2 separate regions of the Homo sapiens genome follow, and region 2 is linked to region 1. A link is an interaction called in ENCODE POLR2A ChIA-PET data of the cell type or tissue named here. Cell type or tissue: endothelial cell of umbilical vein. All regions are shown on one strand. Links, peaks and the distances in the headings refer to the core of each region. The heading gives the core; the rest is flanking DNA. Region 1 overlaps MB21D2 (Mab-21 domain containing 2). Region 2 overlaps OPA1 (OPA1 mitochondrial dynamin like GTPase).

Region 1 (5,383 bases), core at 283-5,282:
TTTTAGCTGGAGCCTCTGGATAACTTGCTGCAGCTTCCACGGCAGCACTGGTGACTTCACTTTGCACTTCTATGTTATAGAGATGACTTATTTCCTTAAATCTCATGAGCCAGTTTCTGCTAGCTTCAAACTTTTCTTCTGCAGCTTCATCACCTCTCTCAGCTCTCAGAGAATTGAAGAGAGTTAGGGCCATGCTCTGGATTGGACATTGGCTTTTGGTATTCTATCTAGACCACCAAATCTTTCCCCATATTAACAACAATGCTGTTTAACTTTCCTATCATTCATGTGTTCACTGGGGTAGCACTTTTAATTTCCTTCAAGAACTTTTCCTTTGCATCCACAGCTAGGCGAACTGTTAGGCACAAGGGGCCTGCCTTTCAGCCCATCTCAGCTTTTGACATGCTCTCCTCACTAAGCTTAACCATTTCTGTCTTTCGACTTAGGGTGAAGGACATGTGTCTCTTCCATTCACTTGAACACTTAGAGGCCACTGTAGGATTATGCACTGGCCTAACTTCAAAGTTGTTATGTCCCAAGGAATAGGGAAGCCCATGGGGAGGGAGAGAGCTGGGGTAACAGCTGGTTGTGGAGCAGTCAGAACACACTATGAGTGTGATTCATGGTGCCCCAAGACAATTACAATAGTAACATCAAAGATCACAGATCACCATAACATATAATAACAATGAAAACGTTTGAAAGATTAAGAGAATTACCATAATGTGACACAGAGACGCATGTGAACCCTGCAGTTGGAAAAGTGGTGCTCACTTGCTCGATGCAGGATTGCCACAGACCTTCAATTTGTAAAAAACACAACTATCTGAGAAGCACAGTAAAGCAATGCACCATCAAACAAGGTGCGCCTGTACTTGTAAGTCTTTTGAGAATAAAAAAAAAAACAAAACACCAAAAACACCAGAAATGTATGTGGAACATTTAGCGTAGTGCAAAATAAATATTTTCAGCTATTTTTCTGTTTGGGTCATTGATTCATTTGCATATTCAGCGTGCATGCATTGAGTGACACTCAGGTGGGAACACCACTGCTGCTGTTGCAACCCCTATTTTGTTACTTAGGTACTTAGGGGCACAGTAAGGCATTATAGATAAGACATGGTTAAATCTGTGGTGAGCTGAAACTGCATAGGTGTCCAGTGATAAAAGTTACCTTCTATTAAATGCTACCTTAGTGTGAAAAACCATTTGTCACGGAAGTGCCTCCTAAAGAAAGGAGTGTTAAATTCTGACAGGGTCAACACGGGATGGAATGGCGGTTGGTTGGTGTGGAGATGTGGAGTGAGTGTCCAGAAGTGGGAGAAGACCTTCGAGGGGTGATGTGGTTGGTGGGTGTGGTTGGTCTCAAAGACCAGGTTAAGGAGTCTAGGCCTCATTCATTCATTTGTCCATTTATAATGCTGGGACTATATGGAAGATGGATCAGAAAGTCAATATACTGAATATAAACCAGGTAAAAAGCAATGAAAATGGTCTCAGAGAGAGAGAGAGAGAGAGAGAGAGACAGAGAGAGATAACTGAAAACTGGATTTAGGGCAGTGATAAGGAGAAAGAAAAGTAGCTAACAGAAATGAAAGATGATGGGATATTTTAAAAAGCACTTTTAAGAATCTGGATTTCAGATGGTCATAAAAGTAGGAACAGGAAAACCTGGAGTAATTTGGAAATGCAGTGAGAATGCTACAGACAGAGGATGATGGGCATCTTGGTTAAAGTGACTGGAAGTGGGGGTCAGTGGTGGGGAGCTCATTCTGAAAGTTCTAGGGCAAAATTGGAGGATTTGCCAGTCAACTGACCTTCACCTGCTTCTGGCAGTCATCCACCTCTCAATTATGTTAGCCATACTAACAAATGGACATTGGTTTTTATTTTGCTCTCATTATTTAACATTTCCTGTATTTATTGCTTTTGGATTCAAAAGGATGCAAGAAACTTAGTCTGTTTTTTCTTTTCACTATGAAGTAAAGAGACTGTTTTCCTTGTTTGAGGCAATTGCTTATTTCTCCTTCTGTTTTTCCCCCGTTTAAAATGTCCTGCTACAAAATGACCTCTAGAACCTGTATATGAAGCAGGTTGCAAGGTGGTTCAGCTGAGTGCTAGAATATATTTAAGAATACTTTACTGACTGTCAGTTCAAGCAAAAAACAAAGCAAACAAAAACCTGCTGCTTTGAAATAAGGGCTATTTGCTTCCTATGGCTTTCTTTCGCCTCACAACCTGTCTTTCCAGTTTATTAGCTTTTGTAGCAATTACATCGATTGAAGAGTGACCATACAAATAGGTCTGCATTTTGGAAATGGGTGCTGTGCATGCTGAGTGGTGTCTCTGAGTGTGAATCCTGGTGAAAGGATGAAGGAGGCATCTCGCCCCATATTTTCTCTCCCTGAACTGGTCTGTCTCAGTTCTGCTTTCTGATCATTTCCCCTGTTGGCAGAACCTGCCCTTGACCCTCAGCCACAGTGAGTCAGTGTACACTGGCACGACTCCAGATGCCTGGGGGATAAAACTTTGCCCAAGTTTGCCAATCATTCCTCGAAGCTGCCCAGTTGTTCTAGTCTTTGTTGATGTTTCCTAGAAAATTTTGGCTCCACATTTGTCATGGTTACTTAGTTTATTTGACAGCATGTCTTGCTTTGTGTTGGATACTTTAGAGGATACAGCAGTAAGACTTGGGCACTGTCTTGGAGTAGCTCAAAGAAGAGGAAGATAAATAATAATAACCTTTTAAAAATCGGCCAGGCATGCTGGCTTACGCCTGTGATCCCAGCACTTTGGGAGGCCGAGTCAGGGGGATCACTTGAGGTCAGGAGTTCAAGACCAGCCTGGCAAACATGGCAAAACCCTGTCTTTACTAAAAAAAAAATACAAAAATTAGCGGGATATGGCGGTGCATGCCCTTAATCCCATCTACTCTGGAGGCTGAGGCAGGAGAATCGCTTGAATCCGGGAGACGGAGGTTTCAGTGAGCCAAGATCGTGGCACTGCACTCCAGCCTGGGCAACAGAGTGAGACTCCATCTCCAAAAAAAAAAAAAAAAAAAACAGACAAAAAAAAAGTGTACAATTTAGTGGTTTTACTATATGTACAAAATTCACATTGATCACTCTCTAATTTTGGAATATTTTTATTGCCCCCAGAAGAAACCCCATACTCATTAGCAGTCACCTTCTACTCCCCACTCCCCAACAGCCCTTGGCAGACACAAATCTCCTTTCTGAATCTATGGATTTGCCTATTCTGGACATTTCATATAAATGGAATTGCATAATAGGTGGCCTTTTGTGTCTGGCTTTTTTGACTTAGCATAATGTTTTTAAGGTTATCCGTGTAACAATACTTCATTTCTTTTTATAGCTTAATTCTATTCTATGGTGTGGCTATACCTCATTTTGTTTATAGGAGCCATATCTTGAGTGTGTTCTATGTTCATTGTTCCATGAGCTTTACCTTTTAAATTCATTCGTCTTCATAATTACTTCATAGGTGCAATTACTATTGCCATATTGCCAGTAAAGAAGAAGGCATAGATAGGTAACACAGCTAACAATAAGTAGCAGAGCAAGCTTGGTTTAACTGCAGAGTCTGTGCTCTTAACCTTACTCTTCCCGCCACACACTGTGAGTCACAGGATAGAAGACATATTTAAAAATGAGTGTAAACGTGGGAGGAAGTTACAAAGGTCTTAAATGACTGTGGAGTTCAGTAGCTCAGAGTTGGGGGTGGCCTGTGGCGTGGGTGTCTGTTACAGTGTGCTGTACTTTGTCATTTGTACTGCCCTTCGGATTATGGTGCGCAGTGGATTTGAGGCATCACAGGGGATCTAGGCCGCAGGGAGACGGGACGGGGCTCCCAGTCCACTGACAGGTTTGCTCAGGGCTGATTCGGCAGCGTGCAGGGCTGAGCCTGAGGCCAAAGGTTTTCAGACGTGTATGTGTATCTGGGTGGGGCCTGGCCTGTGCAGGCAGGGACTTGATAGCAGGCACCTCTTTTCTGTGGAATGTGGAGAAGTACAAGCAAGTCTAACCATGCTGCCCGGCTCACCACACATGCGATGAATGACGGAATGAAGGAGAGATATGGTGGGTGGGTACTAGAGTTGAGAGCCTCGAACCTCAAGTTGCAGAGACCGTGCAGTGGCCTGCCTTGAGAGGTATACAGTCTGTCCACATCTCTGTTACTCTGCTGGAGCTTGCTGTCTAGATTCTACTAGGAGCTATCACCCAGGTTCTTTCCTTCAGTGTAGAGTCTGTCTCCTGGGAGATCAGAAGTCCCAGCTTAGTCTTTTCTTAGTGGAACCCCAGAAAATTGTTCTATGGGCCGGGCGCGGTGGCTCATGCCTGTAATCCTGGCACTTTGGGAGGCCGAGGCGGGTGGATCATAAGGTCAGGAGTTCAAGACCAGCCTGGCCAACATGGTGAAACCCCCTCTCTACTGAAAATGCAAAAAATTAGCCTGGTGTGGTGGCACGCGCCAGTAGTCCCAGCTACTCAGGAAGCTGAGGCAGGAGAATTGCTTGAATCCAGCAGGCAAAGGTTGCCGTGAGCCAAGATCGCACCACTGCACTCCGGCCTGGGTGACAGAGTGAGACTGTCTCGAAAAAAAAAAAAAAAGAAAATTTTTATATGACATGTTTCTGTCTCTGACAGTTTATTCACTCAGCAAACATTTATGAGGCTCTTCTGTGCCAGGAGTTGTTCTAGGTCCTTGGGACATATGAGTGAGCAATATATAATATAGAAAAGGACTTTTGCTGTCTTTATACTATTCTGCCAGGGCAAACAGAATAATAAGCAATAGACATAAATAAATATAGTTTTTTTTATTTAATAGAATAAGTGTCATGAAAAAAGGTTGAAGTAGAGCAAAGTAAAAAGGGATATAAAGTGGTTGAAATATTAAATAAAGTAAGACGGTGACAGCCGAGTGTGGTGTCTCACGCCAGTAATTCCAGCACTCTGGGAGGCCGAGGCAGGTAGATCACGAAGTCAGGAGTTCAAGACCAGCCTGACCAACATGGTGAAACCCTGTCTCTACTAAAAATACAAAAATTAGCTGGGCGTGGTGGCACATGCCTGTAATCCCAGCTACTCAGGAAGCTGAGGCAGGAGAATCGCTTGAACCCGGGAGGCGGAGGTTGCAGTGAGCCGAGATCGCGCCACTGCACGCCAGCCTGGGCAACAGAGCGAGACTCCACCCCCACCCCCCGCCCCCCCCCCAAAAAAAGAGACGTGAAAAACTTGCACTTGAAGATGGTTAACGAATTAGCCATGAGAGCTTTGGAGGAAGAGTCTCACAGTACAGAATTCGGAAGGTTCGAGTAACAGGCTGGGAGGCAAGTGTGAGCATGGGAGCACGGAGTGGT
Region 2 (5,383 bases), core at 117-5,116, 760 kb before region 1:
AATACAGGCTCTCAGCCACTACGCTGTGGTACTGGCAAATACATCAATTTGAAAGCTCTCCTCATTAATATTAGAAGAACAATTTGAAAGTGTGCTTTTTTTGCAAATGGATTCGTCAACATAGAACAGTTTTATCTTTATAAATTCTGTGAATAAGTGCAAGTATAGATTAATTCCACCTCCACATACACCTAAACTAAGAAATCTGACAAAGGTTTTAAAAAAATTTGATGAAAATATATTTCTTAAAGATCACCATGAATTACTGGCAATCATAGCGATCCAATATACTTTTTTCTCATCCACCTATTGAAAAAGGGAGGGCAGTGGCCAACTAAGAAAAGAAATTACCCTGGATACTAACAGACTTTTAAAGAACTTGGCTACAAAAGGTAGAGATAACCAAGGTATCCAATCAAAAGGAGCTAGCTAGGTGGGTCACAATAAATATGCTCTGGGCAACATTACATAATGCAGAAAATGATATTATTAATAGAAAGGCTACTTGGCAGCATGGAAATGCTGACAAAATATGTTAGGTAGCAAAAGACAAAATACCAAAGTGAATATTCACCATGATTACATAATTTTTAAAAAGGGAACTAAAATACTATTCTGTGGTAGTATTCATGAAAAGAAAAAAATTAAAAGAAAAAAACTCAAGCCAGGCATAGTGGCTCACACTTGTAATCTCAGTGCTTTGAGAGGCTGAGGTGAGAGGTTTGAGCTAAGGAATTTGAGACTAGCCTGGGCAACATAGTGAGACTTCATCTCTACAAGAAATTAAAAAATCAGTCGGGCATGGTGGCACACACATGTAGTCCCGGCTACTTGGGAGGCAGAGTCGGAAGGACTACTTTAGCCAGTTCAGGGCTGCAGTGAGTTATGATTCCAAGACCGCACTTCAGCCTGAGTGACAGAGCAAGATCCTGTCTCAATCGATAAGTTAAAAAGATACTAACCACATATAGTAAGTATAATTAAAAGAAAATGCTCCAAACAGTTAGTGGCAGCTGTGGTAAAATTATGGGCTACTGGGTATTTCTTTTATACAGATTTTTTCATTGATATTCTATTACTTATATCATTAAAATAAAACCGTGATATATTAGGTTCATAAGTTAAGAAACTATCTCAATAAACTATTTCTCTTTCCTCGAGATGACCAAAAAAAGTATTTTAATGTTCATGATACAAACCAAAATCGATATACTCATCAATTTCCCACACAATGTCAGGCACAATCCATTTATATTCACTAAGGTCCGGTATCATATCTTTCCACTGATCAAAAGTCTAAAAGACAAGAAAGTGTGTCAATCAGATGCTCTGCATGCCAAATAAACATGTAAAGAAAAATTATTTAATTAAAACACATTAATCTACTAAGAATAATGTATTATGTTCAAAACTTTTAAGAAACAAAATTAAGTGGTCTCAGCAAACAAGCATATAAAACAAGTTAACACTCCTCTGTTAAATATGGAAAATGTAAAAATTCAGAATATACTCCTATTTCAAACAGGTTTCATAATTTTGCCCTAAATATTACTGTGGGGTAGAAGGAAGACAGACTGGGAGACAGGACGCCTTGCCTCTGGTCCCAGACCTGCCAAGAAGTGCTTGTGTGAGAATGCCACCTGACTTTCACATCTGTGCTACTAAATGTCTAAGCTCAAAATCAAACCTAGGTGTTCCTATTCCCAGCCCTGTGCTCCTTCCACTAGGCCATTTTAATTTCCTGTAATTATAACTAAGATTCTAAAGGCATCTTCCTATTAGCATCATTAAAACAATCTAGTCCATGGTAGAGACACAAAATAAATGTTTAAACATCCAATTGTATTCCACTACACAAAAATGATTTATGCTATAGAAACTTAATCATGATATAATAATTGGAAAACCAGGAGGAATGTCAAGTTCACCTTTTTGGCTGTGTAGCCACCCCCAACAGCCGATCCTAGTATGAGATAGCGAAGTTTTAAGAGTCTCGTAGCTAATCTTGCTGGCCAAAAATTCCTGCGAGGCTGGTAGCCATATTTAATTGGAGAGAATTTCAGTTTACGTAAAGGAAGGTTTGTCAGAGAAGAGAACTGCTGAAAGGATGTCCTTAATTGGGGTCGTTGAAGCTTTAAGGTAGGATGATGTGAATGATAAATGCTTCGTGAAACCAGATGTAGTTTTTGTAGTGGTAAACTTCCTTTTATTCCAGAGCTGTGTTTCACTAAAGACTGGCAGACCTCACTGAAAGAAAAATGAATATGGAAGAAAGATCAGAGAGGGTAACAGTACAAAGGAAATGACATTAAAAGAGCAATATACTAAAGGAAACACAGCCCCATACGTGACTAACCACAATGTCACACAATAGTTCACATTTACTAACCATTGACTATGTGCCAGACATGGTTACAGTATGTGCTATCTCATTTAATCCTGCTAACAATCCCATGTAGAAAGTACTAGTATTATCCTCATTTTACAGATGAGGAAAATGTGGTGCAAAGACTTAAATAACTTGCCCAAAGTCACACTGACATAAGAAACAAAGGCATGATTCAAACCAAAGCAGTGGGACTCCACTCTAATATGTGGGCTATGATCCTGGTCTCAGGAATTGAAACCAAAGAGAGAAAAGGCAGGGACTTATTTTATTAACTACTATTCACTGTAAGTAAAAGTTGAAAACAAAAATGCATGCAAACTTTTGCTTTCAAAAACAAAATTTCTAGCAGTTTAGAACACCTTCATCTATGTCTCCCGATCCTGACAGCACAGGGGTGGAAATTAAGGAAGTTAATCAATCCCAACTCAAGCACCTGGATCCCCAGAAGAATGAAAGTAGCAAAAAAGCTCGAAAGGGAACAGAATTTAAATGTACACATTGACTGTAGAGCTCCACCCTCTTCTTCTTCCTGAAGAGAATGAAAGGTTACCAACAACCATATCTTAACATACACTCATAGTTGCATACATAGTTGCTTGCTTACTATTAGTTGCTTACTAATAATCAGGGCCAGTCTGATTCTAAGTAGTTAAAAAATATTAATTCCTTTAATTACAAGGGACTGGAAACTTCTTAAGAAGGAGGCAGGGTGTGGTGGCTCACACCTGTAATCCCAGCACTTTGGGAGGCTGAGGTGGGTGAATCACCTGAGGTCAGGAGTTCAAGACCAGCCTGGCCAACATGGTGAAACCCCATCCCTACTAAAAATACAAAAATTAGCTGAGTGTGTTGGTGTGTGCCTGTAATCCCAGCTATTCAGGAGGCTGAGGCAGGAGAATCACTTGAACCCAGGAGGCAGAGGTTGCAGTAAGCTGAGATCACACCACTGCACTCCAGCCTGGGCAACAGAGTGAGACTCCACCTCCAAAAAAAAACAAACAAACAAACAAAAAAAAAACAAAGAAGGAGGAGGAGGAATCAAGGAAGACAGGAGCAATGCTGTGAAGAATGGTATGGGGATATGGGAAAAGCGGTATCTCTTGTGTTCCTATACATACCAGACATTACGCTAGCTGTTTTCACTACAGCATAACTATATAAATGTTAACTCTCAGAAACACCGAGTAAGGTTAAGTATCCTTATTTTACAAATTTTTTTTTTAAGTATTGTTAAAGCAAACTAAATATGGCCTGAGAAGGACTCCATACTTCTATATTTGTGTTCTTGTGGACAAACCATAACCTAGCACAATAGGCAGACAAAATGGAAAACCTGAGTAGTATGCATCTGTAATAATAGCTGAGTGTTGGCCAATCCCAGTGGCCATACTTCAAGCACTAATAGACTGCTAAGTGTTCAAACTGCATTCAATTCTGGAGGCTGCCTGATTTGCAAAGTGTTTATTTTCCTTGCTTAATTAAACTCCATCAAATTTAACTTGTCTGAAGTTTTCTTTTAACAGATCTGGTGTCAGAAGTGGGATTTGAAGAAAAACTCTGGCAACCCCCTGGAACACCAGGTGACCTGGTGAGGTACCCACTGAGGCCGTTGCTCTCACTGGTCTCTTGATTGTAACTGGAGGTCATGGGTGAGTTTTCTCTCAGATTCCGAGCTCCACTAACTTGTGTTTTGAGCTCTCCGAGTTTACTCAAGCAATACTTAGCCTGGACTGGATCCAAGATCAAATTGGATTTGATAATTAACTGGATTGGATTCAGTTAGAGGCCTCAGACCTCTGATAAGTACCTTATTTAATAATGGGATCATCTCAATCCAAGGAGTCTGGGACTCCATCTTCAGGGACTCCAGCTAATTTTACGTATAAAAATTATGGGCCCAGAACATGTGCATTTTCAGTAAAATGGGTTAACCTCACTAAAGAAAACTTAGAATTAAAATGGCCACAATGGAGAAGTTTTAATTTGGATAAAATTGTTTGCAAGGCATATTAGAAAAAGGGGATCAAAGCCCCCACAAATACAGTGGGATGTATTGTCTCATGGATACGCAAAGGCCTCCAAAAGACTAAGTGAATCAAAAAGTGCCTCCTTAAAAGATTCTTTGCAAAAACCAAATGAAAAGCTTAAGCAACAGACCAAGGACATGAAGAAAGAGGACTGTACTTTGACTGATCTAACTCGGACTGTTCCTTCTTTGTCCATCTCTACCTACATACTCTGAGTCCACTAAACTTTTTGTTAAATTACACTTTCACCCTGAAGATGATTTAAAAAAAAAAAAAAAAAAAAAAGGAAGTTAGACAGATGTCTTACAAAGTGAGACCTTATATCAGCCAGGCCTGCCTGCTGTAACTACTTTCACTCCATGGTCTAAAACTGAGCTTAGCCCCATTGTGAAGGACTTCCCTGGTCCAAGGGAAAAGTCTCAAAAATTTACTGAGGAATTTAGAATCCTAATAGGAGCTTACGATCCAGGACTTCATGAATTTACCAATTTATTCATATGATACTGGGGGCTGGTGAAGCTCAGAAATGGATGGCAGCAGCAGAATGGGACAAACCTGAGGAGGACATTTTAAAGGGCCCTCTAAGAGCTCCTCACAAGAAGGACCAAAAATAGCTAGAAAAATCGCTGAAAACCTTTTAACATTCAGTTCCTAAAATTTTTCCACAAAAAATTGGTCCATCATACAATCTTGTAAGCAAAAAAAAAAGAAAAGAAAAGATGAACCAGTTTCAGATTACAGAAGTCGCTTAGAAATATTTGTGAAACATCCTGGGCTCAAAGTACAGCAAGGAGTATTCCCTGCAGGGGCTGAAACAGCATTAACTGCTTTACTTATAAATGGACTCCATCCTGAACTTAGCAGTTTAACTAAAAAACATAAGTTGCAATGGGAAGTTAGAGATGTGACTGAATTGGTGGCCTTAGCTGAACTTTTTTTTTTTTTTTTTTTTTTTTTGAGGTGGAGT

Evidence for each region. Peaks named below come from ENCODE experiments on the same cell type or tissue, not always from the same donor. Only the 100,000 strongest peaks of a DNase experiment are listed, where the experiment ranks them.
Region 2: POLR2A ChIA-PET joins it to region 1 with 7 read pairs; 1 of 35 experiments calls an interaction of 5 or more read pairs at or near these places.

Annotation. Positions count from the first base shown.
Region 1 is chr3:192,849,171-192,854,553 of GRCh38, reverse strand. All of the region lies in intron 1 of MB21D2 (Mab-21 domain containing 2), which reads left to right. Among named protein-coding and RNA genes, the nearest start is that of MB21D2, 66 kb to the left of the region's middle. RefSeq lists enhancers at 3,392-3,441, 3,472-3,521. In endothelial cell of umbilical vein, for the core only: no CTCF peak of the experiment used is centred there; DNase peaks (open chromatin) are centred at 2,523 and 3,653; H3K27ac peaks cover 716 bases.
Region 2 is chr3:193,611,587-193,616,969 of GRCh38, reverse strand. OPA1 (OPA1 mitochondrial dynamin like GTPase) reads right to left here. Exons shown (of 31, transcript NM_130837.3): 2 at 1,929-2,247; 3 at 1,200-1,296. Among named protein-coding and RNA genes, the nearest start is that of OPA1-AS1, 13 kb to the left of the region's middle. In endothelial cell of umbilical vein, for the core only: no CTCF peak of the experiment used is centred there; a DNase peak (open chromatin) is centred at 2,339.